Regions from separate parts of the Homo sapiens genome. Here region 2 is linked to region 1. Evidence: chromatin contacts called from ENCODE Hi-C or POLR2A ChIA-PET data. All regions are on one chromosome and are shown on one strand. Each heading gives the region's core, a stretch centred on a gene start or an enhancer-like site at or near the end of the contact. The rest is flanking DNA. Distances are from core to core; before and after follow the strand shown.

Region 1 (2,657 bases), core at 60-2,559:
TCAAATCCTTGCTGAGAAGGGAGGGGGAGCTAAGCTGGCTGGCTCACCTTCAGGGCCATTTCCATTCCCCGTCCCTACGAAGCCTCCAGAGCCAGGCTGCCCAGAGCAGTAGCCACCAGCTATAGGTGGCTATTTAAATGTTCACTGATTAAAATTCACAAAATGAAAAACTCAGTCTCCATCACCCCAGCCACATCCTGAGTGCTCAGTGGCCACACAGCTAGCAGGTGGAGAGCTGGGCTCAAAGCCCTCAGCCAGCCCAGCCTGCTGTGAATGTCAGCCCCCTTGTCCAGGCGCCTCCTGCCTGCCTGCCTCCGTGGTCACCCAGCTACGTGCTGACTGCCCAGGACTCCTGAGAGACTCAGCCTTGGCCCAGCTGCTGCCTTGGAGGACTGCTGGTCTGCTGGGGGCAGGCAGGCCAGTAACACTGGGGTGCCTGGCTCTGGGCCCCCAGATCCCCTCATCTTCCAGAGCCCTGCAGAGCAGGGAGCCCTGGGCTGCGGTCTCCACCCGAGGTCCAGCAGTACAGGCCTCATCCTCTGATCCTTCCCCCACACCGTGAAGTATGGGAACTCCATTTGCACTCCCGGGCTTTTCAAGTAAAGGGAAGAGACCTGTTTATCATCAGAAATTATGAGACACCCCCTGCCCCCATGCCATATTAACCCCACACACAAGGGTTAATATCCAAGATTGAAAAACTACAGGATGACAGGAAGCTGTTAAGAACCAATTTTTAGATAACTTTGGAGTCTGTGAATTTTATTTATCAAAGCAGCTTCTATTTTGGTTTGAAAGATGTTCACGTGTGAAACATAGTATTTGTTTGGTCTACCAGCAGTGTTGGCTGCACATACGGGATGAGAGATCCCCTAAAATAATTCAGGGGTTCCCAGCTTGGGAATCCGTGTAACCTCCAGGAGCTGGAGTCCCTGAGCAGCTCCCAGGAGTCAAGGGCTTACTGGTGGAGGTGGAGGCTACCTCGTGGATATTTGCGTGGCCAGCACTGTGGCTGGCCCGATGCTGGGTTTTTGGTGGGAGGTGAATTAGCCTCCCCCCTTGATAATGCTTCCCTCCATCCCTGCAGCCCCTCACCTGGACAGCCCCCAGCCACCCTCCCTCCCACCTACTCTTGCTGATTCCGTTCTGAGCTTTGCTGGTGGAAAGTGGCCCTGCATAGATGCCCTGTCCCTGCTCTGGGCCTTTCGAAGCCTGTGGGCCCCAGCGGTCAAAAGCTCTTTGCTGTGTGGAGACAGTTTGACTTCCTTATAATCCAAGGAGAGGGAGGAGGGAGGCGGGGAGAGTGCACAGAGGTGATTCAGACACAAATCCCTGCCCTCCAAGGCTCCAGATCTGGTGGGAGGCTGGGGCCTGGGTGTAGCTGAGGGGTTTCCACATCGGCTTCCCCCTCCTGCAGAGCGCTCCCCCGGCCCCCAGCTGCATCTCAACACCTGAGGGCAGGGATTTGATCATCTCTGCTTCACAGCTGATTACCCTTGCACATGATGGCACCCAGGAAATATTTGTTGGGTAAATGACTGAATGAATGCAAGCTATGGCATATACAGACACATGCTCTCACCCTACCCTCTGGCTGTGTCTTTGTCTTCTCTTTGGGGTGCAACAGACATGATGAGCAGGGGCACCCTCTCTAGGAACTCTGTTCACAACTAGCTCAGGGCTTTTTCTCCATTCAGGGTCTATAGATTTATTCAAGGTCCCAACAATAATTTTTTAAATGTGTGGATTCTTTAAGAGTTGTAAGTTATTTTGAAGTGATTTCAATCTTAAAGAAGAGTTACAACAATAATACAAAACAAAATTCTCCCGTGTACCATTCACCCAGACTCATCACTAATAACATTCCACCAAATTTTGCTTTCTCTTAAAAACCGATTTTTCCCTTAGAAGCATTTGAGATGTCACTGCAAACATGCCATATGTAACTTTCACCCCTAAATACTGCTCCAGTACATAATTACTAAGAACAAGGACATTCTCTTACATAACCATGGTCCATTAGTCAAATTCAGGAAGTTTAACATGGACATGATACTAGGATCTAAAATACAACTAACTTAAAAGTCACATTTCGCCTGTTGTCCCAGTAATGTCCTTTTTACCAAGCTTTCCTCCCAACCTAGGATCTTATGTTTCATTTAGTCATCACGTGTTTTCTTAAAGCTTTATTGAGGGATACTTTACTCTATGAAATTCACTCATTTTAAGTGTACAATTCGGTTATTATTACTATATTTACAGAATCCTGTAACCATCACAATTTTATTTTTAATCGTTTCCATGGCCCTGAAAATAAACCACATACCCATTTTCCCTCAGTCCCTTGTGCCATCCCAAGTCCTCAACAACCACTTTTTGTCTCTGTAGATATGTCTTTCTGAGCATTTCATATCCTTTTGGAATCATACAACACGTGTCCTTTTGTGTCTAGCTTTATTCACTTAGCGTGAAGTTTTTCAAGGTTCATCCATGTTATAGAATAGAATGTATCAGTACTTCATTCCTTTTTTTTTTTTTTTTTTTTTTTGGTAGAGACAGGGGTCTCACTTTGTTGCCCAGGCTGTTCTTGAACTCCTGGCCTCATGTGACACTCCCGCCTCAGCCTCCCAAAATGTTGGGCATGAGCCACTGCGCCT
Region 2 (2,657 bases), core at 104-2,603, 3.5 Mb before region 1:
TTTTCTTTCATGTGGCAAGCTCAAGTGTAGGGGGGAAATGGGGGACACTGGGGATAGTGGTGGTGAGTGTGACACCAGGAAAAGGTGGGGTGGAAAGGGAAAGGAGAAAAACAAATAAAAACAAAACAGTGGTGAGGGAGGGGGAGCAAAACAGAACTAGAAAGGCTATGGAAAGAGAAAATAAGGAAGAAAATCTCTGAGAAGCTGTGGTAACAGGAAGAGTCCCTGAAAACAAAATAGTGCTTCCTTACTTGCTGGAGGAGTGTTATTAGTGCCAGAAGGACCTCATCGAAACACTGCTGGGCCCCTAAACCAGCCCTCCACCCTGTGTGCTCCAGTGCTTAACTTTGCCCACACAGGGTCTTCTTTGCCCAATTAGAAAATGGAGATAATTAATTAAATTATCTCACCCTTCTTGTTCTAGCCCCCTTAAAATAATGATAATAGCTAAGTTATAGAGTGGTTGCTAAACACTTTACATATAATAACCCACGAAGAAGTGCCATGTGACAAATAGGCGCAGAGCAGTTAAGTCACTTACCCAAAGTCACACAGCCAGTAAGTACTAAAGCCAGGAATCCAACCCTGATTATTTGACTTTAAAGTTCCCCCTCTTAACCCCTACACTGTAATTCTGCTTGGTTTAGTTTTACGAAGAAAATATTTTCTAATGGCTCCTTGCCTCACATCTTCACTTTACTAATGCAGCCTGGTTTACTAGTGCTTCACTCTTTATATAATTTTCTCCCTGGGTGCCTCAAGTTGCCACGCAAGGTGATTCTCCAGATCTTCTCAAACCTCTGGACATCTTAAGTAGGTAGACCAAGGGATGGCAACGGAGACAGTGGCATTACCCTTCCCTGAAGCACTAACTCGCAAGAGAGAATTTCAGCAGCACCTGAGATGTTTAGGGATGCTCCCACCTGTGGAATGGGGTCGAGAAATGGTCCTCTCTCAAGTCGGCCCCAACCCCACCCCCAGCCATCAGCACCTTGATGGCAGTCGCCCTTTCAGCATCCTGGCTCAAATCTTGAAGGATCCTTGTCTCCCAGGCGCTCTTCCTGACAGCACACAACCTTGATTAGGAGGGGCTGGGAGGGAGGATCGATGAGCCCCTGACCCCTGGGTTCTGAGGCTGCCAGGGTCGCTTGCAGCTCGGCCGCGTGGAGGTGACCGGGCGGAACTCCGAGGGGGCGCGGGGAGAGCTGGGCGGGCCCACCGCTCCAGCGGCTGCTGTCAGGGGCCGCGAGGCTTTCCCTGAAGATGCAGCGTAGCATATTTTGCACATGAGTTCAGAGGAAGAGGAAGTGTAGCCGGCGGACGCGCGGCGGCGGCGGCGGGGGCGCGTCGGGGCTGGAGCCGGAGCGCGCCGGGCGCTGGGCGCAGCGAGCGAGAGCGCGGCGGCCGCGGGCTCCGGCGAGGGACAGACGCACCGATCGCCGGAGGGACAGACACACGACCACGCGGCGCCACCGCCCACGCCTCCACCCACCGGCGCCCAAGTCCTCCCCGCGCCGCCTCCTCTGTATGGCACAAACTTTCCTCCCGGGACGGAACACGCTGCCTCAGGGAGCCCGCGACCGCGCCTTCTCCTCCGCCGGTCCCATACGGTAGGCGGCGGGGGGGGCGCGACAGGGCTTGGGGTGTCGACCGGCACAGGCCCCTCCGTTTGGCCCCATGGACCGGGTCTCTGGCGGGTAGTGGGAACCGCGCGTGGCGCCTCCCTGCAGGTTGCTCTTTGCCGGGGCTCCGGAGCTGCCAGAGCAGCACCCCCTGGCCCGCGTCGGATGGGGACCTGGGCTGATCCTTGGGACGCCTGGATCTTGGGCCAACTTTTTTTTGCGGGGAACGGGTGTAGGGGAGTCATTCCTGGAGCGATGTAGGGAGAGGCACTTCGGAGCAGCCTGTTGGGGGTCGTAGGCTCTGCAGGCTCAGAAGCGCCTAGGAAGGACGCAGAGGTGGGGGAGCTTGGAGGCTACAGGTGGGTCCAGGACACACTGCCGCTGGGGTCCTCGGAAAAGAACAGGAGGGAGCTGGTCGCGGAGTCCAGGTTTCCGGGGTGCGCGCGGCCTGGGTGGGGCAGGGTGGAGGCGGTGCCTGACTGCCCCTCTGCGTGTGCCCTGGGAGGTGGGTTTGCTCTGGGGACAGAGGTGCTGGACGTGTAGGAGCAGACATGCCGCGCGCTCCGAGGAAGCGCCGGAACCACCAGAAGCACAGGGACGCGGGTGCCGAGAGTCCCCAGCACTGAAAACGGGGATCTCCTCTTCTGTAAGGGATTTTCTTCCCTTGTCTTAACCCACTTCTCTAGACTCAAGGGACGCCAGGATGGATATGGGTCTGGGCGAGGAGGAGGTGGTTGTGTATTTCGGGAAGCCCCGTTGTCAGGCACGCGCACCCCAGTCCTAGGCCAGGGCTGGTGCCCTTCACCTCCGGTGTCGCTGCCTTTGGCAGCAAGAACCGCGTGGAGGCCAAGGTTGTAGAACCAGGCACGCTCCCTGCTGTCTGTCTGTGACTCTGTGCTTGCCCTCAGCTGCCCTGTGTGGTTATGGGTGATCCCTAGGGACGCTGGGTGGTGTCAGTGAGTTTCTTCGGGGGCTTAAAACAAACAAACAAGAAGTACTTTTTTAAAAAAAAAGTCTGGCTCAATCTCTGTCAGT

The links. Hi-C counts contacts between places; a loop is a spot of excess contacts on that map. ChIA-PET counts read pairs that join two places held with the same protein, here RNA polymerase II (POLR2A). Pooled maps may share reads with other maps.
Region 2: a loop to region 1 is called in a map with no recorded cell type, with 13 times the contacts of the local background. The contact joins the promoter of RFTN1 here to the enhancer-like site in region 1. A Hi-C loop is called at or near these places in 9 of 37 single-sample maps with no recorded cell type and 6 of 50 pooled maps. POLR2A ChIA-PET finds 5 or more read pairs at or near these places in 1 of 52 experiments (activated B cell).

What each region holds. Positions count from the first base shown.
Region 1 is chr3:13,003,168-13,005,824 of GRCh38, reverse strand. All of the region lies in intron 1 of IQSEC1 (IQ motif and Sec7 domain ArfGEF 1), which reads left to right. Among named protein-coding and RNA genes, the nearest start is that of IQSEC1, 69 kb to the left of the region's middle. Within about 2 kb of position 1,309, at least 7 of the 41 ENCODE cell types and tissues checked have a DNase peak (open chromatin) inside an H3K27ac peak, as active enhancers do.
Region 2 is chr3:16,512,395-16,515,051 of GRCh38, reverse strand. RFTN1 (raftlin, lipid raft linker 1) reads left to right here and starts at 1,353. Exons shown (of 10, transcript NM_015150.2): 1 at 1,353-1,610. RefSeq lists silencers at 1,124-1,193, 1,224-1,583 and enhancers at 1,874-1,953, 2,504-2,657.